7 separate regions of the Homo sapiens genome follow, and all the other regions are linked to region 2. A link is a loop called in an ENCODE intact Hi-C map of the cell type or tissue named here. Cell type or tissue: mammary epithelial cell. All regions are shown on one strand. Region 1 has its middle 200 kb from the start of RBMS1. Region 2 holds the start of RBMS1 (RNA binding motif single stranded interacting protein 1). Region 3 has its middle 240 kb from the start of TANK-AS1. Region 4 overlaps RBMS1 (RNA binding motif single stranded interacting protein 1). Region 5 has its middle 190 kb from the start of TANK-AS1. Region 6 overlaps RBMS1 (RNA binding motif single stranded interacting protein 1). Region 7 holds the start of LOC105373718 (a long non-coding RNA gene).

The links. A loop is a pair of places that touch in the nucleus more often than their neighbours do. Peaks named below come from ENCODE experiments on the same cell type or tissue, not always from the same donor. Only the 100,000 strongest peaks of a DNase experiment are listed, where the experiment ranks them.
Region 1: a loop joins it to region 2, with 2.8 times the contacts of the local background. A loop is called at or near these places in 2 of 110 quality-filtered maps.
Region 3: it touches region 2 in a loop (8-fold over the local background); 11 of 110 quality-filtered maps call a loop at or near these places.
Region 4: it touches region 2 in a loop (2.3-fold over the local background); 40 of 110 quality-filtered maps call a loop at or near these places.
Region 5: it touches region 2 in a loop (5-fold over the local background); 26 of 110 quality-filtered maps call a loop at or near these places.
Region 6: a loop joins it to region 2, with 6 times the contacts of the local background. A loop is called at or near these places in 3 of 110 quality-filtered maps.
Region 7: it touches region 2 in a loop (6-fold over the local background); 9 of 110 quality-filtered maps call a loop at or near these places.

The regions. Positions count from the first base shown.
Region 1 is chr2:160,694,066-160,698,065 of GRCh38, reverse strand. No RefSeq gene overlaps it. Among named protein-coding and RNA genes, the nearest start is that of RBMS1, 200 kb to the right of the region's middle. In mammary epithelial cell, no CTCF peak of the experiment used is centred here; a DNase peak (open chromatin) is centred at 2,195.
Region 2 is chr2:160,490,848-160,494,847 of GRCh38, reverse strand. It overlaps RBMS1 (RNA binding motif single stranded interacting protein 1), which reads left to right and starts at 1,041. Exons shown (of 14, transcript NM_016836.4): 1 at 1,041-1,559. The coding sequence starts at 1,485. RefSeq lists a silencer at 614-793 and an enhancer at 980-1,500. In mammary epithelial cell, no CTCF peak of the experiment used is centred here; DNase peaks (open chromatin) are centred at 1,407, 1,757, 2,037 and 2,827; H3K4me3 peaks cover 3,136 bases; H3K27ac peaks cover 3,390 bases.
Region 3 is chr2:160,917,053-160,921,052 of GRCh38, reverse strand. No RefSeq gene overlaps it. Among named protein-coding and RNA genes, the nearest start is that of TANK-AS1, 240 kb to the left of the region's middle. In mammary epithelial cell, a CTCF peak has its summit at 1,946 (motif pointing right); a DNase peak (open chromatin) is centred at 1,952.
Region 4 is chr2:160,322,125-160,326,124 of GRCh38, reverse strand. The region is part of intron 2 of RBMS1 (RNA binding motif single stranded interacting protein 1); the gene reads left to right. Among named protein-coding and RNA genes, the nearest start is that of LINC02478, 52 kb to the right of the region's middle. In mammary epithelial cell, a CTCF peak has its summit at 1,758 (motif pointing left); no DNase peak of the experiment used is centred here.
Region 5 is chr2:160,967,958-160,971,957 of GRCh38, reverse strand. No RefSeq gene overlaps it. Among named protein-coding and RNA genes, the nearest start is that of TANK-AS1, 190 kb to the left of the region's middle. In mammary epithelial cell, a CTCF peak has its summit at 1,535 (motif pointing right); no DNase peak of the experiment used is centred here; H3K27ac peaks cover 412 bases.
Region 6 is chr2:160,351,364-160,355,363 of GRCh38, reverse strand. All of the region lies in intron 2 of RBMS1 (RNA binding motif single stranded interacting protein 1), which reads left to right. Among named protein-coding and RNA genes, the nearest start is that of MIR4785, 55 kb to the left of the region's middle. In mammary epithelial cell, a CTCF peak has its summit at 2,008; DNase peaks (open chromatin) are centred at 2,653 and 3,253; H3K27ac peaks cover 1,981 bases.
Region 7 is chr2:160,645,301-160,649,300 of GRCh38, reverse strand. LOC105373718 (a long non-coding RNA gene) reads left to right here and starts at 779. Exons shown (of 3, transcript XR_923526.3): 1 at 779-931; 2 at 1,098-1,187. In mammary epithelial cell, a CTCF peak has its summit at 1,941; DNase peaks (open chromatin) are centred at 920, 1,160, 2,020 and 2,400; H3K4me3 peaks cover 590 bases; H3K27ac peaks cover 2,060 bases.

The DNA of each region.
Region 1 (4,000 bases), 200 kb before region 2:
TATCCTTGTGAAACCCTTAATTTTCACAGCTAGAGGCCTACCTACCTCCACAATGCATACGCATACACACACACACACGTACACACATCCCCACACACCAAAGCTTGGCAAACGGTTAAGGTGTATGATTTTCTACTTATTCTGCATCCCAAGAAACTGTTCCCTCTCAAGAAAACTGGGACAGTGGCTCATCATACTTACATGAAAACAAACATCTTGTAAAATAAGTCCCCCCGAGAATACAGATTGGGACTGGGTTCTTAACCTGGAATTTTCAAACCCTTAACTCTGGGTTTGATTGGTTAATTTGAGTTTAAATGGTTGGTAAAATTTGGTGTGTATGTGCAATTTTCTGTTCAGAGGTCTGCAGTTTTCGTAAGATTTTTAATGTAGTTCACCTAGAAAACAGTAGAGGAAGCCTAGCTATGAAGGATTGCCTGAGAGATGTGTGGTCCATTTATTTGTCTAAATACCCTAACTGTTTTCTTCACTGCACTTTGGATGAGACCATCAGTTACTAGAACTACCCAGAGACATTTGCTGCTGTAGGGCTACTGACAAGAACACTGTTTTTCATGCTGTAAACAACAGTGGAGAGAAATATCTGTCTTGTCTTGCCATCAAAATTCATTTTCTTTTTCTGGGTAAGTATGCTTTTTTCTTATGGACAAATAACTGACCACATCTGTCTCCTCTTATTGTCCTCTAGACATCTTGGAAATGAATATCTGACCTGCCCATAGAGAGCATATAGCACTTCACGGTACATATTTTAGTACACACTGTAGATAGATTCCTGGTTTTGCGTTATGTTCCTGCCTATGTTTTTCTTTTGTTTCATATTTCTCACTGACTGTTATTCTGTCAGGTATTAGGTTTGGTTGTAAGCATGAGACACTCCTCAGATGGGTGCTTAAAAAGTAGAGTTTTATTTTTTCACATAACCGGAGAGGAGACTTTCTCCTTCACAATTGTCTTGTGCTCTCAAGATGGCGGTTCTACTCCAGGGCTGAATCCTCAATTCCAGGGATGAAGAGAAGCAGCACAGATATCAAAAGGCATGTGCCATTTCTGCTTATTTTCATTAGCCAGAACTTCTTCATATGACCAACCCCAGCTGGAAGGTACCCTGGGAAATGTAATATTTTTTTGCTGGGCCTATGACCACCTGGACAAAATCAGGGGTTGATTGACAGAAAAAGGAGGAAAATCACAACCTACAGTGACCACCAAAATTATCTTCTGAAACTTTGTTACCTTTATAAGCTACTTTGAGTCCTTTTGGGAGGGTGTCATAATAACAAATTAAATACATCAGATTACAATGGGCTACTGCAAAAAGTTCGCAAGTGGTTTCTGATATGATGTAATTACAACTCAAATATGTGAAGTATAATTCCTGACTAACCTGGGCTCTAATTCAAAATCTCAAAGTTGTTCCATGGTGAGAATTTGGGGGTACTCAAACAAAATCGAAGTAGACTGCCAAAGAAAGAGATCCCACTCCTCATTCCCATTGAATATCTGCCTTATGCCAGGCACTATGCTGGATTCAGGGACTTTGAAAATTAACCAGGTTCAGTTAATTCCCAGCCCGAAGAAGCTCAGTTAAGTATAAGCAACAGAGAGCAGACCCACAATTGTGATAGTGTGATAAGTACATGTCCATGGCACCATGGGAGCATGGAGAAGAGGCTGTAACCTGCCTGGGGTGGGAAGGGCAGAGGAGACCTTCTGGAGGAGAGAACACTTGACCTTGAGGATGAGTTGGGATTATCACGTGGATGTGATGAAAAGGGGATTTATAGCCTGATGTACGTAAGTGGAGAGGTTGCAAATAGCCCTGAAATATGCCTGAGATGGCAAGCAAGAGATAATATCAAAGAGTTCCAGACAGTAAAATGCATGTACACTGAGCTAAGGAGTCTGGATTTTATATTCCAGACAATGGAAAAAGCAGCAAAAGTTTTTTCTCATGTGGAGAAGAATCATGTCCATGTATCTGAGTATTAAAAAGGGTACCTTGGCAGCTGTGCACTGCATGTATTGGAGACAGGAAGAAATGTCAGGAGGCTGCTGTAACAACCCAGGCAAGAGAAACTGAAAGACTGAGCCAGGACAGTGTCTCTGGAGGTAGAGGAAAGGGGAGAGCTGTTTTGAAAGCTGTTAGGATTAGAAACTTGTTAGGGCATGATGACTGATCACGTGGAGCAGGTGATTGTTACTAGAAGTTTAGTGTAACCCTATCCTCAGATTTATTATGTTCTAAATGAGGCTTCTGAGTCATAGGTTGATATCATTTACCAGAAGAGAGGATACAGGGTAAAGAGCTGGGAGCGAGGAGGCTGGGGAGGAAATTTCAGGAGAGGGGTACTGAAAAGGGGAGAGATGATTTCCATTTTTGACATATTGGAAACAACTCTGCAACACCCATGTGAAGTTGCCTAGAGGCAGTCAGAATTCCATTTCCTTCTAACTTCTCCAGGAACCTCCTGCGGCAATTATCCCTTCTCCCATCTTCATTTTCAATTTCACCTCCTCTGGGATCTCCTTTCCTATAGCCTGCCATGTTCCTCATATGACTCCCATCCCCATCTCCATCTCCATCTCCACCTCAACCACTTCCTACCTTCATTCTCTGAGCTCCAGCCACACTGTACTTCCTATTGGTTCCGGGTATGTGCCATGCTCTCTCCTACTTCAGGGCCTTTGCATTGCTTTCACACTATGCCTAAATGCTCTCTTTCTTCTACTTCCTTCCTTTCACCTAGCTAACACCTATCCACCCCTACCAAAACCCATAGCCAACCTTTGTTTTATATTCCCAGAGCACCTGATATTTCATGTCATTTTTGTCTGATTATAATGTTTTACTTAATTATTTATAATTACTTGTTTAACGCCTGTCGTTCATGATGGACTTCTGCTCCATAAGGGTAAGGGCCCTCCCTTACACAGAGTTTAGCTAAAGCACTCAGTAGACTTTTGCTAACTGATGATACACAAGTTTTTATCATCTTTAAAATGAAAATAGGAGGGGAGCAAGATGGACAAATAGAAGCCTACACCATTCATTTCCCCCACAGGAACACCAAATTTTAACAAGTAACCACACACAAGAAAAGCATCATCATAAGAACAAAAAATAAACCCACATGAGCTATCACAGTACCTAGTTTTAGTTTCATATTGCTGAAAGAGGCATTGAAGAGGGTAGGAGACAGTCCTGAATCACCAACGCCACCCCTCCTTAATCTGCTGGCAGTCACCAGTAGCACAGAGAGAGAGTCTGTGCATGTCGGGGAGGGAGAGTGCAGTGACTGGTGGACTTCACATTGAACTCACTGCTGCCCTGTCACAGTGGAGAGCAAAGCCATGCTGGGCTCAGCTGAAGCCTACACATGGAGGGAGCATTTGGACCAGACAGCCAGAGGAGAATCACCCATCCCAGTGGGCAGAACTTGAGCTTCTTGGAAGGCCTTGCCAGCATGGGCCAAAGTGTTCTGGGGTCCTAGGTAAAGTTGAAAAAGGACTGTAATTGCTAGCAACTCCTAGTGCTGGGCTAGGCTTAGAGCCAGTGGACTAGGGTGGCAAGTGACCTAGAAAGACAACAGATGGACAGATGGAACAGCTAAAGGAGTGCTTGAACAACTCCTCCCCCAACCCCAGGCAGTGCAGCTGGGAGCAACAGAAGTGACTTCTTCCTTCTGCTTGAGGAGAAGAAAGTGAAGAGTAAAGAGGACTTTGTCTTGCATCTTGAATACCAGCTCAGCCACAGTAGGATAGCTGTAAGCGCCTACATCAAAAACGAAGAAAAACTTCAAATAAATGACCTAACAATGCATCTTAAAGAATTAGAAAAGCAAAAGCAAACGAAACCCAAAATTAGTAGAAGAAAAGGAATAAGAATCAGAGCAGAAATAAATGAAATGAAGAAAACTATACAAAATATCCACAAAACAAAAAATTGTTTTTTGAAAACATAAATAAAATTGACAAA
Region 2 (4,000 bases):
CTATCCGTATGTACATTTTGGTATTAGCTCTCTTTTTGAGCTGGAATATAAAAGTCTTCTGCAGGCAGCTTCGGGGACCAATTAATTCCATTAAATTATATCTAGTTATGTAGTGAACTGAACCACTGCTGGTCTGAGGCTGTCTAGAGCTGTGACAATTAGGAGATGGAGAGAGGCAGAAAGAGAGATTGATTTTATATGTCACTGAAGCACACTGCAACAATATGCCAGCGTGACTTTCAAAATGGCCTTAAAATATTCCAAACTCAGGGAGTTTCCTTGCTCCTGAGTGGGAGTTGACAGACTGTCTGGCAGCATTAGAAAGAGGCAGAGAAAAGCTGATGTCTATATTGTGTCCTCTAATAACATTCTGCCTCTTTGCGGCATCCCCCTCTTAGAAGGATCCGTCTATATGTTGTGAGGGGTGTGTGTGTGTGTGTGTGTGTGTGTGTATGTATGTATGTGCTTTGCCTCCCCTTGTGCAAGGGGCATGATTTCACGTCTCACATCTGGGAAAACCAAACCGAAGGACGCTAACCCTCCCAAGGTCACCTAGATTAGTCTTGTGGCCCCGGGTCGGGGGTGGGTGGGAGGAACAGAACCCAGGTGTCCAGACTCCAGCTTTGTTGGGCATTAAATCATTTTCCTTCCCTTGTGAAAAAAAATTACTGGGCGGTGGGAAGTGAACGATTAATCAGATTTCCTCTTTTCCCTTATTTCCCCTCCCCCTTACGAAGATAAAAACTCGGGAAAGCAAAAGAGGTGCCCGCCCTGCAGTTCTTAAGCTGGGTCCCCCCGCATTCCCCCTCCACCCCCACTCCCACTCCCATTTCCCCACCCCCGACACAAAGCGATCTGGACTCACAGGGCTTCCGCCCGTCCAACCGCGAGCCTGGGAGGTGAGGAGTGGTTAAAACTCAGCCCTCACCTCCAGCGGGTCCCGGGCTCGGCGGCGCCCAGGCCCCGCCCCCGCCCGCCCTTCCCCCACGGCCTCGGAACGCCAGCCCCTCTCCTCTCTCCACATCGGGCGCACCCACCCCAGATGCCGCCTGGCACCAAGCGCAGCCGCCGCTGCCGCACTTTCCACTTGTATTGATCACCTCTCAGCCCCGCGCAGCCGGCTCGCCCGAGCGGACCGCGGCCAGCGCGCCAGCCCTTGGCAGCCCCGGAGCAGTCGGGCTCCGGGAGGAAACTCCTTGGGAGCGCCCTGTCCGGGGTGCCCTCTGCGCTCTGCAGTGTCTTTCTTTCTGCCTGGGAGGAGGAGGAGGAGGAGGAAGAGGAGGAGGAGGAGGAGGAGGAGGAGGAAGAGGAGGAGGAGGAGGAGGACGTCTGGTCCCGGCTGGGAGGTGGAGCAGCGGCAGCAGCAGCAGCCGCCGCCGCCGCCGCCGCTGCCGCCGCCGCCGGAAAGGGAGAGGCAGGAGAGCCCGAGACTTGGAAACCCCAAAGTGTCCGCGACCCTGCACGGCAGGCTCCCTTCCAGCTTCATGGGCAAAGTGTGGAAACAGCAGATGTACCCTCAGTACGCCACCTACTATTACCCCCAGTATCTGCAAGCCAAGGTAAAGGGGCGCCGGGGAGAGGTGACGGCCGGAGGAGGGGGCCCGGGGACGCGCGCAGGGTCAGGCCTGGGGAGGGGGGCGCGCGGCGAACCCCCGCCACCGCCGGGCGGAGTTGCTGGAAGGTTGCTAACTATAGCGCTGGCCTGGGCAGAGCCGGGCGGCGCGCGGGGCGGCGGCTTCCCTGGGAGCGGAGTGCGGGGATCGGGTTACAGAAAGCCGCGGGGGGAGAGACTAGACAGGAAAGAGCCACCAGCCCCTTCCTGGCCCGGCCAGCGGGGAGGGTCGTGGGGTCGAGCGGCGCCCCTCGCCGAGCCCTGGCTGGCCGGCGGCCGTCGCCTGGTGTGCGCGTCTGGATCCGCTGGTGGCCCGGCTTTTCGACCCCTTCTCCAAGGGCCTCGCCCTGTAAGCTGTAACTCTTCGCTCCCCTCGCCGTGGCGCGGAGCCTCCCGCCCCCCAGGGACGCCCCTCCACCTCCCGCGCACGCGATGACTGGGGCTGGAGGGGCGGCGGGGCCGGGATATTTTCCTCCCCGCCTCCGGCCCTGAGCGCCCGCCCCTCGCCTCTGATCTTTGTGCGGTGTGGCACTTCACCTGGTTACTGATTTCTACTTTTACGCTGGTGTTTTGGGTAGAAAAGTGGCCAAAGTTCACTCGCGTTCATTGATGTCCCTTCTAATCTCTAGAGGTTTTGCAAAGGAGGGACAATGGGCAGATTTCAGTGCAGAGAAAGAAGTGACTTCGTATTTGGTTAAAAAAGAAACAAAAACAAAACTAGCTTATATGTTTGCCACAGATCGATTTCCAATGTTGCTTTTTAAAAAGTGACCTCGGCACACTCTTGGGTAACAACAGTTGATGACATGTAGCCATACAAATTGCGCCTGGCTTTCTAGGGACCCTGGGTACTTTGTTAGTGGGCCTATCTTATTTTTACAATAAGAATTTGATGCCTCCCGAACTCATTTAAAAAAATTATTTGGGCCATGAAGACTGGAAATTTCACTGCTTTGGAAGCAGCCGCCAGAATTTGGGAGGGTGGAAGTTGGACGCAGCAGCCTTCTTCAGCCATTAACATCTATCACAACTCTGGGTGCCCTTCTAGATCACAAAAGAATCAGGTATGGATGCAGTGTCCGAACTTTCTTTGGGAGGTTGTAATCATGCTCTGCTTGCTGGTAGTTGGGCATTTCCGGCCTGGTACAAAGAATCTCTGATTCAGCCTTTTCTTTCTTAGAATGTGTGTGGTCCACGTTTTCATGTACTTACGACATAGCCCTGTATTTGTCTACGTAAAAAGGACACTTGTCAGTTTCGAGACCAGAAATGTCCTAGCAATCCCGGGCCTCATTTTCACTTCCCCCAATTCCCACTTTACTTTGGGTCACCAGAAAGCAGCAAGATGGTAGCAGCAAGGATACCCCTTATTCATCTCTGTGTAGTTCTCACAGTATTTGTTTTAGGAACTTGCAGGAGATGCTAGTTTTCTGTGAGCTACATGGTAGCTGTTCAAAGAAATTTTGTGGCATAATCAATGCACTACCTTTTAGATATCTTATATATTTAATGCACTTGTTTAAATTATGCAGCATTGGGTGCCTAAAGGACAGCTTATTCAACACTTAACAATATGAATAATAAATACACCCACTCAGGTGAGGAAGAAAAAAAGCCATGTTTCTACAGGCACATTTACCTTAGTAATTTTTATATACCATTAGTAAGTTAGAAACCAAGTCCATACCATTTAATGTAGCTAATGCAATGCCATTTGGCTTTTTTGCCCTGTAAATAATTGAAGAGAGAGACAAACGGCAAGAGCCTGCTCTAGTAATTAGGGTCGGATCCCAGAAAGCTTTACGGCCCATTTTCTGAAAGTGTGCTTCCTGCATAAAGCATTTAATATTGATTTGTGTTGCGGTAAATGACATTCTCAAAACATTTTGCTAATTCTACAATTAAATCTGAAATCCTATTATTCGGAATTCCTTTGTTTCTGGAGAAAGGTATACATACTCACTTGACCTATATAACATGGTATTAAAGTTTGGTAATTAAGTCTAAATTCCCTGTTGTACAAGTATCTTGATTATCTCAGAAGGGGACATCTTCTAAAAATGGCACGTGACTAGATGCAAATTTTAGGTAAGCAGAGTTCGGAACAGGCAGCCCTTTTTTTTTTCTCTCCCTTATGTATCTGTTGGTAGCATGGTAGTAATGTTGAATCATTTAAAAAAAAAAAGACTTTGATTTGTAGTTAGTTTAAAAACAAGTGTTGCCTAATCTACCTAAAGAGTTAATAAACTCTCTTAGGATCTGCTGTCTGTCATGATTCTTGCCTCTGTGTGTGCTTTAACCTTCCGAAAATATGGGATAGAAAACATCACTCTGTTTAAAGTACAGTGATGTGTTTGCTAGGCAGAGTCATTTTGAAACTTCTGTTTG
Region 3 (4,000 bases), 430 kb before region 2:
TTTTCTCAAAGAAAAATGCAGATTTGGAAACAAAGCAGGAAGAAGATGCCAGAAAACCCTGGCAAGGCTCTGACCACTGCCTGCTTAGGAATGGCCGCAGAGGGAGAGAAATGTGTTTGCAATTAGGACGACCCAGAGCAGGTCCGATTACATCTGCACGCAGCCACGCTGAAGAGATTTCCAGAGTGAACTTATCGTGTGGGCCTAAGTGGATAAAAGGCAACTTAGGCTGGAGCCATTACAAGAAAATAAATGGGGCCTCCCGCCTTCCACTCTCGAGCTGCCCTTGTTGGGCTCACTCTTACCTCTTGAATTAAGAGGTACAAAATCACCATGATTTGGGGCCCTCTTACATTATAGTTTACAAGATTTTCATGCATTTTTCAGCAATGGACCAAAAAAAGGGGAAATAAAACAAGTGTTGTGAAGTGGTTTCCATGCTGCATGCTGACTCTGATTTTCGGAATGACCTGTGGATGTTAAAGAGATTGCAGCAAGACCCTGAAGCAGCCCAGTGGTTATCCCACCTCTCTCCTTCCGGGGACAGTACTCACATTTTGCTTCCAGGCTCTTAACACACCCACCATTGACTCTCTCCAATAATCCCTGGCAAGACAATTAGCTTAACCCACTTTTAAAGACAAAGCAAGGAGTTCTTGGTAAAGAATTACAGAAATTAAGGTTTCTCTCCCTTGCCACAATGTTCTAACACAAAAATGCTTCCATCAAACTAGCTGCCACTCCCTTGATTAAAGAACAAAAGCAAAACAAAACTTTGAGCTCCTTGTGGTGTCCTGATTTTCCTATTGGGTTTTGGCTTCATTATGCAAGTGCTTTTTGTCCCACACAGATCAGTTCTATGTTCTTCCTAGACAGAAGAGGTGATCTGACTGCCATTCAGAAATTTACCCACTCCACCCATGTCCCTGGTCGTTCTTCTGCTCATAGACTTTTCAAATGACTCTATATTATTGCTTGTTAAGCCTTTTAAATCAATTCCAACAAGTTATAATAATACTACATTGTATGACGTCTTTACTTAGAAGACCTTCTAAAGGCCTTTTAAGAGGTATTAACAATTTCCTCCACACGCACACATACCACCCATCCTGCTGCCATCACCACTGCCCACACAAAAATGAAGAAATCAAGATAGCAATTTTTAAAGAGTCAACATATACTCTGCCTCTCATTGCCTCTCATAATACTCTATCTCTCATTGCCAATTTATCAGAACTGATTCTTTACTGAACAGAGCCTATATTATGGCTATCTATATTGTGTTTCTACAAACAGACATTAAAAAAAATCAGAAGATTACTTTTTTGTAAATGATGTTTGTCATAGAGTACCCATGTATTAATACAGAACCCAAACTGGGATATTTTAGAGTAAGGAAGCACTATTTACAATTATTCTGGGGCAGCAGTCATCAACTGGCACTGACTTTATTCTTAAGTGACTTGTCTGAGTTTATGGATCTATAATCAACAGGGATCTCTGGGTTGCAAAACTCCATTTTTGCACAGCCCTGCCTTCCTCCTCCATTCCCTGACAGGGGTTATCCAGTGCTGTTGCCCACACCTGCAAGATGCCCATGATGGGGAGGGGCCCTGAGGATGGAGCCTCTGTAATTATTTGGAATACTCTCATGTTTTCCATGTTTGTCTGAAGGAGGTGTCCTGGACAGTATGGAAAAACCATTGTGAGGGTACTGTTTGGGAGCCTTGCTATGTCAACACCACAAAAAAAACAAAAAGACATTTACAACCAGGTGGGCAGCAAAATCTCTTTGTAAGCCATCTTTGGCCCTTTCTGGAGCCTCTTCCAGAAGTCTACCTTGGATGGGATGCCTATGCTTAGATGTGGACTAATCCGGGCTGGCTGGCTTCCCAATTAGTTATGTGAGGTCCTTAATTTCTGATGAGCTACTCTTAGGAAGTCAGGCCTGCAGGGGGCACTGCCTGCTCTGCCGGCCAGCGGGCTCAGAGGCCCTGGCCCTGCTACTCCCTGGACAACTGGTTCCCATCCTCCTTTTTGTTTGACTTGTCAACACGAATCCTTTCCCTGTAGAGCAAAACATGATAATTTCTCTCTCAAAATGGTTTTTAAACATAATTTTCTTTGAGATTAGTTTCATTCTCATACAAATTCAGTATTCCATTAATGTTAATTTTGCAGAAATTCAGATTAAAATTTTTTTGGAAGTTATAATATAAATACTGCAGGGTTTAAAATTGGCTTCCCTGGACATAGGATCATTTGAGGTCAATCTTTTCTCCCTCCCTGGATCAAAAGTAACCTTTTATTTCAAGACCGTGTGCCCACCATTTAGTCCCATTTCATGTTTTCTCAAATGAAATGGTCTTCGAGACCTTATGTCTTGATTTTGATAGACACATTTTGCTGATAGAGTAAGAATTTTCAGTTGTCTAGCTGAGGGACAGGGGATTAGAGTGCCCCTCTATCTTTCTTCAGTACTATTACAGCAGTGCCAGTAATAAATGAAGAATGCTGCCTCTCTCTAACTGCCTCTTGCTGACAATTTTCAGGAACTGATTAAATATTTGCATGATGTGGCTATAGTCCTGAATAATGCCTGAGAGGTCAGTGAGGAGCAACCCTACCCTCTCCCTTTCTATCTATGGCTGCTGAAGAGACATTCAGCATTAAGCTCAGTAGCACTGTAATACAAAGATACAATATCTTTCCTCTAATGACTCATTACTATCTATTTTAAAATGTAAGTACATTTATATAAAATGATAATGTCATGGTGTATCTAAGCTTTTCACATTATTGCTTTCTTTTCTCTTGCCATGTAGCCATGCATTATTTCTAATGGAAATTCAAAAATCAAAATGTTATCAATTCAGTTGTCAGGGGAAGGTCCGGATATTTGATTCAGTTCTTGCAGCAGTGGTAAAGAAGGCAGAACAAGGAGGTCTTCTGGAATGCCAGAGAAAGTGTGATGAAATGTGGTGGGTCCAACTCTCTTTGATGTCATGCATCATTGCTTCTTATAGCGGCACATCATTTAGCTAACATTGCTGGGGAATGAGGTGTCCCACATAGACACGTTTTCCAGAGCTGACACTTTTTCATGCCAATACTTTTATATTTTAAGTGAAGTGTCTGGATTAAAATCTAAAATATACAACAGTTTTTTGCCTTCTTAAGCAGAGCAAAGAAAGTACAAGGAATATTTTCTATTTGATCCAGGGTTATCTAATAGTGCACCAATCCTAAAGCAGGAGGGAGGATCTGTGTTTTAAGTTTGTGTTATTTATGGTAATTTATATCCTACTTATTCCTGAAATTACCTTGAAATGAAATACAATAAAATTGTACACAGTGGGCCAGGTTAAGCTCTCTGACAAGTGTGTAGGGTGCAGATATGTTTTATATTGAAACCAGATGTATATACTTTCAATATCAGACAGCAAAGGGACATCTTGTTTGAAATCCAAAGAAGTTGGTTTATATATTCTCCCTCAGTTGGAGTTGTATCTTGCATCAACATGGAGGTGGGTGAAGAGGGACATTTGCTGATGCAGCTTTGAAGTGACCTATGGCTCATTCTATTTGGAACACCAGTGTCAGCCAATCCTAAAACCCTCCCCAATCACAATAGGGTCATATTCTCAGTGTTCCCTGTCCTTGTCCCTGGTCTGCCTCCCAACCCTCTGCCTCCCTCTTTCATCTTCCTGTCTCCAAAGACTGATATACTATTACCTCTTCTTTGATTCTCATTCTCTTTCTCCCACCTCCTCCTAAACCTTCTTTATCCTGTTTCACTTTAGGTAAACACCTCTACTTTCCCCATCCTTTCTTCCACCCAGAAGCTGTCTAACTAAATTTATTCTTGCTTCTAATAAGATGGCTAGAGACAAGTTATTTGAAGAGATTTGACTTAGTTTAGTGGATTAGTGGATTAGTTTAGTGGATTATGCAAACAATCCATAGGATAAAATAAAGTATTGGTGTTAATAGGTTTTAA
Region 4 (4,000 bases), 170 kb after region 2:
GTCTGCAGTAGCTTTTCTTGCCAAGCATTCTCCTTTAAACCCTGGCTTCAATTCCAGCTACATACACCAGGAATCTTTTATTCATAAAGGTACACTCAGCCATATAACACAAGTGGAAGGGGCAGCTATCTAATGTAAGAGTTAGGCCAGAACAACCAAATGAAATGGGGAATATCTTTCTATACCCTTAATTTTTGTGTCTTGGAAGTAGAAACATTGAAAATCATCAGGGCAAAAGAGGTAAATGTCATATAAAATTTACTTGATTTTGATTGCCTAATAAATTTTTACATCTTCTATCTCATCTCCAAATACCACTTTACATGCCAAGTAAATAAAGGAAATATAACCAGCTGAATTATTCCAGGTAGTGAGAATTCAGAATAACATGGGTAATGACCCTTTCTACTATTTTTAGGCCTCATTCTCCAAAAAACTTTATTTGCTAAACAGACGTAATGTATACTTTGTGTTCCTTCCCCTATCCAACCACTGTTGAAAGAGCTAAAGCAAGTTTTAGGAAATCCCCTTTGTCTGGGAGGCCATTGAAAAAACAAAGCAGCCAAAAAAGTGAGTTAGAAAACTGCATTCATCTGTGTGTACATGTGTGAGGACGTGTATTGTATTTTTTCTTTTTTCCCAGCAACTCCAAAATAACAAGAGGGGGTTTCCTCAAATAGATTTGTAGTCCTCAAATTCATTTCCCTCAAATAGATACCTTAGTTATTCCTTTTAAGCTTTAAAGCCAGTCCTGCCGACCCCCTCACTGAGGTATATGCTCTACTGGGCATGTTATTCCAAGATAGACCAATGTCATGTATCCAGAAGGTCTTTAGTCAGGTAACTTCTTCCTGAATGTCATCAGCATCTGTCTTAAGGACCTTAGCAATTACGGAGTCCACCCCTCATCTCCTTACTCTTTTGGAGCTGTGTGCAGAGTCAAACTGGGAATTACTTTCAATCTGTGGCACAGTCTGTGGTTGGTGACCCAAGTTTCCATAGCTGTCAACATGCTTGGCCTTTAAACTCCAAAGCAAACATTCTACCTCCCATCTTTGCTACTTAGTTGTGTAACCTTGAATACGTCCCTTACTGACTCTGCTCCTGAGTTTCACATCTACAAAGTAGGAGTAATACTCCACCTCCCCAAAAGATTAAGAAGATTAAAATAATTGGCGCATATATATGTGTGTGTGTGTGTGTGTGTGTGTGTGTGTATATATATATATATATATATATATACACACACACACACACATCTCGCTTAGAATAGTGCCTGGCATAGAGTAGGAGCTGTATACCTGTAAGTAATTACTTTTATTATTCCCCTGAATTAACTCACGAGGTCATAAGTTTTCTGATGTTGATGTTTTATTTTTCTCTTCTTTTTCTCATTTCAATCCCCTGTCCCTCCTACTTGCTAATTATGGTCATATACATAGGCACAGCGTCTTTTACGGGATGTGTGAATCCCTGTTTGTCCTTCAGGAGCAGCTATTATGAAAACTATCATTCTATATGCATGAGCAACATTCTGCCCTTTCTCAAAGTTAAAGTATCTTTTTTGTTTATACATATCACTTTTTTTTTTACTGTTGTTTTAAACACACCCATTGTGTTTTCAGGTTTAATAATATTCATAAAATATTCTAAAACTAGCACAAGCACTGCAAATGACCCCATGTGCCTTAAATGAATTTACAACTGAAATGACCAATATTAAAATAACTTAACAACCATTGTCGCCATCTGTTGGTGGTGGTTGGAGTGGACGCCACTCTCCAGAGCTTTGGCTTATAACCTGGACTCTTCAAAAGCTGCACGTTCCCTAGCACACAGGAAAATTGTGTGTGTGTGTGTGTGCACGCGCACGCATGCTTGCACGCACACACATACGTTTATACATTTGTACGTGCCAGTGGATAAAGTCTATAATGATATGCACCAATAATCATATCCAGGACTTCAGGTGATTTTAATTTTTCAACCTACTTTTCTTTGTCTTCTAAGTGTACAATAAGCTTGTGTTTCTTTTGTAATATAAATTACCAAAAAGGTAGAATTTAGGAGTAACTAAGTGATAGAGGCAGAGGAGAAAATTAAGCTTTATATACTAAGTGCAAACTGAGATATACCTACATTTTATATTGTAGCAGATGAAAGAGGAGATCTAAATGGAAAGAAAGAAATGAGTAAAACTGTGGTGTAAACTAAAGAAGTTTTAGTAAATTCTAAGTAAAAGGTTTTATTAGCCAAGCTCACTTGGGCCAAGAGGTTTGAACATGAGCTTTTACCTGTTATCCTCTCCCTTTGAAATTCATATTATTATATAGTCATGTCTCTTAATTACTCTTCATCTTTTTACTGTCAGAGCTTGCTCTGGAGTGGATTATCTACTCTAGCAAAGAATATTATAATCTGGGTAGCTGGGGCTGTGGTCTAACCCAGTTACTTTGAAGCCAGATGAAATCCAAAGAATCTTCATAGTCACAGTTTTTTTTTTTTTTTTTTTCTTTCATGAAATTCTACATCATGCTGTTTGGTCGTGCACTTTCTTAGTGTCCTTAGAGTGTGAATTCCGCCAGTCAGGAGACCTGTTTCTCCTAGTACATCATATGTCCCTATTCCGTAACAGTGATTTTTTTTTTAAACAGGGGGTCTCACTCTGTCACCCAGGCTGGAGTGCAGTGACGCAGTCCTGGCTCATTGCAACCTCTGCCTCCCAGGCCCAAGTGATCCTCCCACCTCAGCTTCCTAAGTAGCTGGGACTACAGGCGTGCACCACCACGTCCAGCTAATTTTTGTATTGTTTGTCGAGAGGGTGTTTTGCCACATTGCCCAGGCTGGTCTCGATCTTCTAAGCTCAAGCAGTCTGCACACCTCAGCCTCCCAAAGTGCTGGGATTACAGGCGTGAGCCACCGTGCCTGGCTGATGATTTAAAAAAAAAAAAAAAATTAAGCTACAGATAGGAGCAAGGGGAGGTGAAGATCTGGTTGCTTTATGAATTTGTACCCAGATGTCTGTTACTCTTACAGGCATTGGTGATTGACAACAGAATTAGATTAAATGTTAACTGTCTATAACAGCTCCCCCTCACCCCTCACTTTAAATCTTACTGCAAGTAAAATGAGTAGAGAGAGATGATGACTACTGTGAACCCTCCCACTCCTTATCCCAGTCCCTGAGGTGCCATTTGATATATGGCTCCTCCTCATATTCTAGATCTGGACCTTTCCTGGCTCTTTTGTCATGACATCAAAAACTACTGGTTCTATACTGCATTGCCACAATAAGATATCCAAGTTGCCCACTGAGGAGCTAACTTAGCTAGGGCCTGACGGATTTCAAGGGTTGCATCTTCTAGTTCTGGGGTCTGTATTTTAATGGGAGCCTCTTGTGCTGGAAGTGGTATAATTGAGTGGACAGCCCAAAAGAAGAATATTTTAGGAAAGGGAAGCCCTTCAGCACCTTAGGTAAATCCAAATAAGCAGCTTCCTGTGCCACTTGTTTGCAGAAGGCCAGTATGCAGCTGCCCCACAGACAGAGTGGAATCCGTTTCTGATGTTCTGTGAAATCACAGTCTTTCAGTCTTACTCCACAACTTGCAAGGAAAACCACAATAGAAAGTAAAACTGATAAATGTCAGAAATCACTCTTTTTCTACTCACCATCCTCTGTCTTGTTATCCCTCTTTCAACCATAAGCCACGTGTTTATTTCTTATGTTTAAAACAAATGAGTAAAAAATGTCCTGTGCTTGGAAAATGAATATTTGAGTACCGTACAGACCTTCCATTACCCTTCTTCTTCCATACTCAGAGGGCATTGTTTCTCAAAATCATTTCATTGATAAGTTGCCATGAAAATTTACTCATTTGTGAGCTCTGGGATTTCAGGCAAGGTGTAATGCTCAAAACTTGTATGAGCTTTTTGTTTTCTCATATGCACAAATGGGAATAATAACACCTACCTCATAAGATTGTTGTGAAGTTAATTAAAT
Region 5 (4,000 bases), 480 kb before region 2:
TTACAGGTGCCTGCCACCACGCCTGGCTAATTTTTGTACTTTTAGTAGAGACAGGGTTTTGCCATGTTGGCCAGGCTGGTCTCCAACTCCTGACCTCAAGTGATCCGCCTGCCTCAGCCTCCTAAAGTGCTGGGATTACAGGTGTGAGTCACTGTGCCCGGCCTTTCTATTTTCTTAACAGTGCCCTTCATATAGTAAAAGTGTCAGATTCTGGTGAAGTCTCAGGATCTGTCTTGAATATGCTGTGTGGATGCTGGTGGGTGATTCAAGCTCCCAATCTCAATCTCCCCCTCATCTCATCCCCATATAGTATGTGGTCTCCACACCCAATTCCCAGGACTTCCCCTTCACCTCTCCTGCTCACAAAAGTCAATTCCATTGTTAATTACATAATGCAAATAAATACTTGATTTGCTTTCAAAATTAATTCAGCATGAGGCATGTTTATTACATGTTTATACATATATATGTTTACCCATTTCAAAGTCATATACCTTTTGGAGGTAGACACTTGGTCTTCTATTCTTGCCTGAGCAACACCTGGAATATCAGAAGATGATAGAGTATCATCACTGGAAGGACTTAGAACCCTGGTCCTAAACATGTAGCCTGTGGATCAGCAGCATCAGCATTGCCTGGGGGCCAGTAGAAAGTCAAACTGTGACCCTACCCCAGGCCTATGAGTTAGAATTTGTATTTTAATGAGATCCCCAGGTGCACATTAAAGTTTTTGAAGCAAGCTGTACAGCTCATCTGGTTCTCACTCTTACTTTCCAAAGAAAGATACTGAGGTCCAGAGAGAACAAGGCTAGCCTTCCAGGCCAGTGGTAACTGGGGCTACAACCAGGGTGAGAACCCAGCCCTCTTTCTCCATGGCTTGTGTGTTCTGCACAGCACCACCTGCCTCCAGCGTTTTGGATGACTGTACACCTCAGCCTGTATGGGGAGCATCTGCATTTGTCCTAATGTGGTCTTTCTCCAAAAAGACTCCTGTCACTTCTTATTTCCAATATCCCCTAGGGATATCCAACTTTCAAAATGTAGACTTCTAAATTTTCATAGAGAAATGAACTAAACACTCTTTGGGGGAATAAAGTGATTCTTTTCCCCTTGCATTTGTTTACTTCTCTGTAAGCTCCTGAGATGGCTAACACACTAGTTGTTAATCACACCATCTGTTCAAACAGCATTTCTAAATCATTCGATTCATACTTTTCTTTTTAAGGAATTTTTTTTTTCTGAACAATATGTTTGTGCCTGTGTTCCTCCCATCATTTGGCAATGCAGTTTGAGCTATTTAAACTTTCCTATTTATTGTAAATGGCTTTTCAATCAGCAAATATTTTTTTAAATGTTCATACACCACAAAAAGCTGTGTCTACTGACTTTTCAAACATTGGAAACAGTAGAAAAATCTGTTCCAGTCTGTCTGCTGTCAAATTTTTAACCATCTGATTATATTTCAATGAAGTGTTTAGGAAGATGATTTATCTGGCTGACCCTGGGAAATTTTCCTCATTGGCCCTGAAGATGGCAGTGCTCTGCAATTTAGTACAACTCTTCACTTTTTTTTTCCCCCTCCTCTAAAAGGAATTTCTGGAATGGCAGAAAGTGGGGGAGGATTCACTAAATCTGAACCTTCTAACGCTTAGCATAAACCTCTTCTGAACCCTGGGACAATTTGGTTTATCTTTTGGTCCCTTTTTGTTGTTGTTGTTTAAAGCTGTACCCAATGCATTTCCTGTTTCCAGCCCGGATCAGAAATGGAAATAGTTTAAAGGTTATTCTCATATCATGGGTAACCAGGAAGTGCCTATATAGCTTACTGAGAAGCTGCTTTTCACAAGACTGCTTAGCTTTAAAAACAAACAAACAAAAAAATCTAACAAAGGCTCAATCCAAGATAAGCAGGAGCTAAGAATACTGGCGATTCTGAATTCCTACTGGACCACATCTTTGGGAGCCGGCCTCTCCTGGTTTCCTCTTCTTTTTTTTTTTTTTTTTTTTTTTTGAGACGGAGTCTCGCTCTGTCGCCCAGGCCGGGCTGCGGACTGCAGTGGCGCAATCTCGGCTCACTGCAAGCTCCGCTTCCCGGGTTCACGCCATTCCCCTGCCTCAGCCTCCCCAGTAGCTGGGACTACAGGCGCCCGCCACCGCGCCCGGCTAATTTTTTGTATTTTTAGTAGAGACGGGGTTTCACCTTGTTAGCCAGGATGGTCTCTATCTCCTGACCTCATGATCCACCCGCCTCGGCCTCCCAAAGTGCTGGGATTACAGGCGTGAGCCACCGCGCCCGGCCGGTTTCCTCTTCTTAACAACGGAGGCCTGCTGCCTGCTGACATTCTTTATATTTCATAGCGGGGTCTGGAGGGGTTTAGAGGGACACATGCTCAGGCTTCAGGCAGGATAGACCAGAGGGCAATTTCTTGGTCCTGTCATTGTTAGGGTATGGACATGGGAACAGAGGCGGGGACAGGAGTGTGTAGCCTTACCCAACTTTCTTTTGGGATTGTGAAAGTTTGGTGACAATTCAGCTAGCCAGAAAACATTTATTAAAAACAATTAGGGGAGAGGCCTTATATTAAATGTTGTTATAAATAATAATAAACAGCAATATTACGTGCCATAAGCCAATTCCCTTGATAAATATTTTAGCAACATCTCATTTAATCTTTACCCACAACTGTATGAGGTAGGTAATATACCTATTTTTTTTTAATATGTTAACTGAGGGACAGAGGGGATAGGAAATGTGGTTAAGGTCCCACAACTTGTATGTAAAGTTGTTGAGTAAAATGTCCTATGGCATTGCCTAGGGCACTCCTCAAAGTGTGGTCCCTAGACCTGCACCATTGGCATCACTGGGGAACTTGTTAGAAAGGCAAATTCTCCATCTGCGCCTGGGACCTGCTGAATCTGAAACTCTAGTGGTGGAACCTGACCATCTGTGTCTTAACAAGCCCCCCCAAGTGATTCTGATGCACATTAATGTTTGAAAACCATTGGACTGGACTAGGCAGTTATCTGTGGTAACTTGGCAGAAAAAGATGGCGCTCCAGTGCCAAAGTGCTGAATGCTGTGGAAGGGAAGTCCTCACTAGCTGCCAGTGGGAAGGATGGACAGGTAGCATAGCCCCTAATGTACATCCTTGTTTGGGCGAAGGCTGGGCTGGCTTTAAACTTGCTTCTACTCTTGTCCTTGAGGTGAAGGGCATCTTCCAGGAGGACATTTCTCTCACATCACTTCCCACCACCTATTTTCCAAACCTTCCCCCAGGCCTGGGGAATTCTTCTCTGGCTTTGAGGGGATGAAGGGATTGGAGATGGAGGTATAAATGAGGACAACTACCAAGGAATCATCTCATTTTCTTCTAAATCTTTCACTCGCCTTTTGAAAGTCCAAAGCCAGGAAAAGATTCCTTTCTTTTCTACTTTCTGTGATCTTCTCCTCTATCAGACAATGAGCTTGGAACAGGTGGAATGGAAGGTGAAGAGAGATAAAAGTAGGAAGGAGAATATACTGCTTAGTGTTTCAAAATTATTGCAACACACTGGAATCCAAACTACTAGGTTTTTCATACTCCTCCTCAAAATGCCTTGGGCAGAGATCTCGGCACACAGGAATAGAGCTATCTCTGAGTTCTTGAAAGTGATTTGAGAAGCTCCACTTACATCTTCTCAGTGGAAAAAATCTCTCCTCTGTCAAGGATCTAATGTAACTTGTTTCTTCTTAGAAGTTTGCTCTTTTAAGTAAAGCTTAGATCTATTTGGACATTTATTATTTAGAATGCAAATTTCTTCCTAAAGAATACACCTTACTTTGCCAGATGCTTGCTGGGAATACCCTTCTCTTTCTTTCCATCTGTCCTCTCTAAATCCCTCCTTCAGCATCCATCTTAATTTTAAACTACGCTTTAAAATATTTGCTGATCACTCCAGCCAGTATTGCTCTCTGCCTTTTCTTACCACTTATATCACTTACATGTTTGCTTTCAATTTAG
Region 6 (4,000 bases), 140 kb after region 2:
ATGAGTTAGTGTACTTTTGGTGTGGCTATTAAACAGAAAGAAGTAATGCATGAATTCCAGGCTGTTGAATCTTCAGTGCAGAAGAGAGACTAGTAATTAAACATTCTGTCAGCTGAAACAGGTGTTCTGTTTGTTTATTACTCACTGATTATTTATAGTGGATTCGAAACTCTCAGTCGAGATAGCCTGTATGGTCAGCAGTGATCTCCAATACTTAATTATTTTCTTAGATGTTTATACTTTGTTTTAGGTGTATAAATTATTTGAAAAGTTGTTTTTTATTTAATAAAGTGTTTGCAACTCCCTTGATTAGAATTGTTTGACTTCAAACTGGAGACTTTTGAGACGAAATTTCGTGAGAGAGCCGTGGAACTGAGTGGGAGGAAAGGAAGATGAGTTTCCATAAATGGTGTATCTAGAATTAGCGAGAAAGTAGACTCACAGCACAAACAATCCTGACCAAGTTTATGGTGCTGCCAGGGCACATGGACTTTCTCTCCTCTTGCCTGTCTATGCGCTTACTAACTTGGCCATGCCAGACTTAACGCTTGTCTAAATTGCTTAAGGGGCCAGGACCACTTGTCTCCCTCATTTTTTCTTTGTGCCATAGCATCTTCTTGCCTCTGTTAAGTGTCACATGTTAATAAAGGAATCTGCATGGGAGATCAGCATGTGTTTGAGTATCAGCATTTGCATGTACAGCTTTAGATTTCCAGATTTACAAAGGACACTTTCCTGCAGCATAAGGACTAGTTCTTTAAAGATGAAACAAAGAGACATTCATTTGTGGTCCTCGAAACAAATTGGGCCTGCTAGCCCATTTGGACAGGAGCACTGATGCTTTCCAAGTGGGCTTCCAAAGTGTTTCATCTTCACCTTCAAAGCCAGGCCATAAATTGTGGAATTGTTTTCACTGTCCCTTAATATGAGGCATAGCTTTTGCTCCAATGCTTAACCTATTTCAATGCCCCTGTGTAGCTGGCTAGATAATATTTTGTTTCTTAGATTTTCCTCCACCACCCCTATTCATTACCCTTAGTTTAAGTTTGACAGCATGCAATTACCTTTTAAAAGCCATACTTATTTAATTTTGGCTCTGATTTTTGAGGCACAAGAATTTGAGCATTTATTTAATTAAAAAGTTTATTGAACTTTTTTCATCTCTAGTCTGAATTACAGAACTTTACATCTCTTCTAGTCAAGTGGCTGTTAACGAGGAACACGCACCAGAATCAAAATTTACATGTCAGGTCCTTCTATAGATTCAGGAGTCAGAAGACAGAGAGATACTTAATGGAGAAACAGCATAACAGGCACTTATACTAAAGAGCACAGGCTCAGAGCTTTCCACCTGGCCCCGCCTCTTGTTTGAGCAAATTTCTCAACCTCTCTGTGCCCCAGTTTCCTTACCTATAAAGTCGGGATAATCATAATATCTGCAACGTAGGGTTCTTGTAGGGACTAAGTGGGTTAATGTCAAGTGCTCTGAACACTTTTGGCATGTATTAATGTTACTGCTACTGGGAAGCTTTTTTAAAGCTTCTAATGGTCAATCCCAGTTGAGAGCTTGATTTCGTCTTTTTATGTTATAACTGAAAAAGCTGAGGCTCAGGGAAGGTTAAATGACCTTTTTGGAGTCACAAAACTAGGAAGGGGCAGGCTTGGGAAAAGAGTCCATATCTCCTGAAATATCCACTCTTCTTGATTTGCCACTTTACTTTTCACAAGTGAATGTTACACTTAACTCTGCTCTTTATCATGAGGATGAAATATCTGTACTTCAGTTTCTTGCCAAAGAACTTAACTTTGTCCTCTCCACTGGGCAGGTCTTGACACAAGCTCTTCGAAGAAATAAGATTTATGAAGAATTGTATGAAGGATTTGGAGTTTCTTTGTTCATCACAGAGCTTCCCAACTTGGCAGACAGAGGAAAGGATAATATTTGTATTATGTTATATTGGCATTGAATTAGATTATGTTGGATTGCCACCTATGGATGAGGCTGGTCATTGCTGGAGGTGACAGGCCCCACCCAGTCTCCAAGGGTTGACAGAATCAGCATCTCCTGACATGTTTAAGAGAACTAGTCCAGCAAGTGTAGTTTTAAAAAAATGTTCAACAAAACTATATACAAAAATATTTATAAGTGGTATTTTTAATTATATGCTTTATAAGTACAAATTTACATTTATAAACTTATCAGGGAGAACAGTGAGACAGTTTTGATAAACTCAAAAATGTGGATAACAGTTGCAGAACAGTATCAGTAACATACCTAATTTATTTCTGTATTTTGTTTTGGTTGTATGACATTTGGAAAATCCTTATGCAGCTGCAAAAGGTTTTAATTTTTAACAAGCTCATTTTGTCTTGATATCCCCTTGAATTAATCTTAATAGAAACTGGAAATAATTTTTTTGCCTCAACATTGAATTCATAATAATACAGCTATTCACGTGCCTCATAATAGATATAAAAGTCAGACCAGAAGCACCCAAAACTTAGCATCAGTACCAGTCAATGATGTCACTTTATCATGATGCAACGCGGTAGGCACTTTAGTATTATACAGCTGTCTATTAGATCATGGTGAGGGTGTGTGCCAACTAGTTGTACCTGCTCTTGGCCTGGCATTTGTTTGAGCATGATGGATGTGTAGGTCATTTGTACAGTTTTATATGAACGGACATGTGCAGACTTGAATTTCCAAAAGAATACCAACGCAGAGTTACAACTTTCCTAATCGGTGACTCACTTATACAAAGAGATAGCAGGAGATACATTTGTCTAGTGTCAGCACTTGAAGCAACTTAATGTAGATGTGGTCATCAGTAAGTTAACATTTGTTGTGCTATATATTTGCCTGCATTTCCTATTATTTGTTTTTGTACTTAAAGGCTAAGAAGTCTTTAAATACAAAATATTCATATGGAAAATTGATGGAACCCCTAAAGTACTTCTTCAGAGCCTAATTTGGTAGCCACTGTTCCAAGGAATGTGCCATTTATCCCTGGATGCAGCAATATTATCAGAAAGCCTTGTGCATTAACCACATAGCTATTTGCCCTTGTAGAATTCCAGTACTTGGGCCCCAGGTGATCCCTTGACCGTGCATTGCACATAGAGTATGGCTTTTAGGAGGAACCACAGGAAGACGCTCCTTCCGGCATTAGAGCTGGGAAAAACAGAACTTCTCTTAAGCCCAGGACCTGGTTTTACTCTAATGAATACTCAATTTCGTAATGTTGTATTTCCCTATGTTCACTACTAAGAAGTTATGAGTCAGCTTTGCATCCAACATTAGCAGCTCTGCAGGATCTCACTTTCAGGTTCATGTGTCTGTGGAAAAACTACTCCTGGGTTGATTTTTTCTTCACTTACCTTGAACTTTATATCTATTTTTGTCTTGTGGTGTTGCATATATTTTTGCCAGCAGCCTCAAACTTTTTGGGGAAAGAGGTAGAAGCAAATGTTTCTCATGCTCTCTGTTTGACTACCCTTAAAATCACAGAAGGAACATTGCTTAGTCACCTTCTTTTTTCAGTTTGTATAGCAATCGTTATTTTTATTATCAAAGTGGCTCACTTGGGAATGCTGATATTTTGGATATCTAATGCATTTCCATTGGAAAGGAGAATCTGGTCCCTTCTCTTAATGGCCCTGCAAAGAAATTAGTGGATGCACAACAGTTTCCTGGACTGTCAGTAAACATTAAAGTCAGCAAATACTCAAAATCATGATTTCTAGCAACTTTTAGCTTGATTGACATCTTTGTTGAAAGTTTTTTAAAATGTGATTTTTCTTATACCCATTCTTGGTAGGAATTTACTTTGGCATTGAATTAATTGCCCCGCCTTTAATTATTTGAAGACAGGAAACATTCAGCAACTTGCCTGGATATGTGTTTCATATGCAGAGGTTTGTATTACCTGTATTTTGCCTGCTTAATAAATCACAATTTAAAAGTATTGGTTCTGACTTTTAAACCTCCTGTGAGGTA
Region 7 (4,000 bases), 150 kb before region 2:
GCAGAGAGGGTCGTCCCATTGTCTCCCCAGCTCTCAGCAGAGAGGAGACTCTGGCGTGGGCAGCTTCTCTCTGCAGCTAAGTCTTCCCATTGTCTCCTCTAGTCTGGCTGAGTCCGGGCTTTCACGGGCCTCAGAGGGGAGGAAGTGTACGCTGATTGGTCCATGGCCATGGGAAGGCCTGGAAAAAGGCACCACAAGTTCCCACTCTTGTCCGCAGGACTAGAAGCCTGGCCCCCAGGCTTCAGGACCTCCCTGGCTTCACGGGGGACCTGTCCCCCTCCCCACAGTAGTCTGTCTGCTTCTTGCCACTGTTCATGGCGCCCAGGCTGTTTGTGCCAAGGGGCGCCTGCAGACCAGTGCCAAGCTGCCCTCAGTGCCCCCTCAGTCTCCCTCCCAAGCTTGTTGGCATCCAAAGTCCAGAGGGGGCCTAGGTGGCAGGGGGCTGGCTTGTTAGCATTGCCCTGAGCGTGAGCACACCTAGCCAGGTTGTGACAGCACCTGGGCTTGTCTTCAACTTTTCTCTGTGATCAGAGCAGGCGCTAACAGAGGGGAGAAGCCAGGCAGTGGGAGCAGACACCTCCGAGCCTGTAGGGGGAAGGGAAAGCTTTCCCGGGCCCGGGAGAGTACAGTTGTGCCTGGGTCCCCAGCAGCAACTTGGACAGCTGCAGCCACGCCTGGGAGGGTAGGGATCCTGCCTGCTCCTGCCAGCTCTGTGGAATGTGGCACTGCCCCAGACCCAGCTCCACCTTGGGGCCTCTCTCTGCCCGCCCCTCTGTGCCTGACCGCGCTGCTCCCCCACCGGTGGGAGACTGGCTCAGCTCCCAGGGCAGTGGGTGAGGTGCAGGTGGCGCAGCACTCGGGCCAACCCGGCACAAATGAACCTGACGCTCCTAGGGCCGGCCCTGCGTGTACCAGCTGCGCTGTCGGCCAGGTATTCACCTCCCCCAGCATGCAGTGGGAAGTGAGGTTGAGGCCGCGGTGGAGGCCGGGCGCGAGAGCAGGTGCTGCCCGGCCGTGCGAGGGTGGGGGTGGTGCAGTCGGCTGCCTCGGGGACGCGGGGTACAGGGGACCCACCGCCACCACTGCTGCTCTCACAGCTGCTCCTGCTGCCGCCTCTTGCGCCTCCCCACTGCAGCCCACATGATAGCAGCGGCCCCTCCGGATGGCCTGCCGCTGCCATCAGCAAGGTGAGTCATTTTGTCAGTACTCAAAGAAGCCTATTTAAATGGTGTACCCCAGGATGTTCAGTGCACAACCTAGACAATGCTGTCAACCTGCCTCATACTTCTTACCTGCTCCATGTTTACAAACTATAAGATAAAATCCAGAACGAGTGGCACTGATTTGCTGAAATTAGATCATCTCTTTATGGAACAAGTTGTGACTGTTTTCATTTCATTTAGCCAATTATTTTAGAATAAGCTTACTACCAAAAACCTAATAAACCGTATGGAGACATTTATGGGTATGCCAAACCAAGCTAGAATGGAGCAAAGCAGTATCTGTGGCAAAGAGCAAGCTTCTCAGAAGTGCTTTCTAGAGGCATTTTCCAGTAGAGGCACTTTCTCTCCAACCGTCTGTGTTTGCACCTGAATCACATCAGTGTAGCCAGATGCCAAGTCTCTGAGAACCACTGAAGAACACTGGACACAGATTGATGTCAAAATGGGGAAGCAAACCAAAGCAAAAATGCTACTTAACCAGAAAACTTGGGTAGAAAACAGCTGTATGAAAAATGACATAGCCATTCAAAGCACTCTGCCAACGTCTTCCCAAAGTTAGCATACACCCCCAAACACAGTTGCAACACTGCAAGCAGAGACTGAGAGAAAAGAGGGTGGCACTGGGGCCAAAGCTGATTTTTTTTTCTCAAACTTTACTTTGCTCCCTGCCTCCCTGACTCTAGCCCCAGGGCCAGGACAAGGGCCAGGTAGCTACTCCAGCCCCCACATGGAGGAGCGCAGAGCCGACTTTCAGGTTGCATGAACAAACCACCTATGTTGGCATCTTAACAGGTACCAGCCTGCCAGGTTTTATTACCTCTTACACAAACAGGTCTAAAGACCGCAACTTCTGGGGAAGTGATAAGCTTCAGCTGGTTAGCTTGGTTAACATTCCTCTCCTTTCTTTCCTGAAATCCTTTTCCACCAGCTCTTGGGCTTTCTGGGCTGGGCTCTGCATTAAGTCCCTTAACAAAGACTCTCTTTTGTTATACAATTAACTAGACAGTGTCTTTTTGTTAGGTGCTTCTTAATATGTATATTATTGTCTTAACTGAAATATCCAGTGAATTTTAGCACCTGGAAAGACTGTTCTATGTCTCCTGAATCTACCAGATCAACTGTCTGTTCTAAATGTACCAGACACATGCGGTTAAGCAATTCACCCAGTCTTGTCTGAGTTTTGTTATTGTATTGTGCATTATTGTGCCTGATTGGCATGGTATCTTGGCCAAGAATGCAAAAAGGCAGTGATAGGTATAGCTCACTACAGCACACACACACTCATAGGCACACCCACAATACTTGCTGAAGCAGATGAAATTCTTGCACCGAAGCAGGTATTTTAAAAATAGCCCTCCATGGAAAATGAGTCCTTCCTATTAGCAAACAGCGTAATTTAGAATGCTTTGGTGATTAATTTCAGAAATGCTAATTGTGTTAAATTAAGAGGACTAGATACTGCCAATTGACGACTAAATAGACACTCAAAGACCTGAGGTAATATGGAAGGGTACATCTAAGTTTATTCTGCTAAAAAATATCTGGGAATGTCCTCATAATTGACTAACTTTTGGTGCTTCTTAGAAACAGTGTCAGTTTTTCCTTTTATCAAATGGCAAGAAATCTTCCTACCAGACTGATGGGACAGTAGTAAAGGTTTATATACAAGAGGCTAATACATTTCTTTTAAATACAATTATGTATTTTAAAAACAAAGGTACAGAAGTATAACCTATTGAACTAATTCTGCTAAGGCAGCTGTTATGCAGATGATAGTAGACAGTATCCAAACAGCACTAAATATTCATATTCGCCTGAACCATACATATATAGCAATCATGGCTCAGATTATTAAATAAATTTCATCTTTTAGATTGGTGCTTCTCCAGATTGGCCAAAGTCACCCAGGAACTTTTAAAAACTACAGATTGCCTGGCGTTCCTCCAGATGGCAATGTCCAGGAGTGAGTCTGGGTTTTTATTTTTTATAAGAGCCTTAATGATTCTGAGCTAGGTTTGGATCACTGACTTAGAAGGTCAAGATAATTGGCTCTTCATTTGTTGGGTCTGGTTACATTGCTTGTCTTAGAAATCAACAGATGCATCATCTGGTCATCAGTAATATATATGGTTGAGTCAGTCAATATTCATGCAAAAATTTTTCCTAAAATAGAATCTTGGAGAGATCCATCAATGTTTCCTCATCCCTGAAACTGCATTAAAGACCACTCTCTTGATCATCCCCAATCTGATAAATTTAATTTATTGTCAGGACGTAAGAAAGCTGGGTCAATAGTTTAAAAAGCCATTGGAAAATTTAATGTAGTCCTGTTAATAATTTTGTGTCTCAGGCCAGGTGTGGGGGCTCACACCTGCAATCCCAGCACTTCAGGAGGCTGAGGTGGGCGATTGCTTGAGCTCAGGAGTTCAACACCAGCCTGGGCAACATGGTGATACCCTGTCTCTAAAAAATAATAAAAACAATAATTTTGTGGCTGGATATTAGTTTGATAATTGCTCCAAGGCTTTTCCTCCTTGTGTTTCCACTTCCTCCTTCTCCAGTCTGTCTGTATCAGGCTTTCCTCCCTTGATTGTAGCTTCATTATCTCAGGGATAGAAAACAGAGAAAGGCTTCCTCCTGCTGTTTTTCAAAAGCCTAATCCCTCAGGAGAATGTATAAGACTAGAAAGCCAAAGTTAAGAAGGGACATAAATTTTAAAAGGAAAAAAAAAAGGGTAATCTACAAAAGCAGACAGAAGAAAGGGGCTACCCCCATTC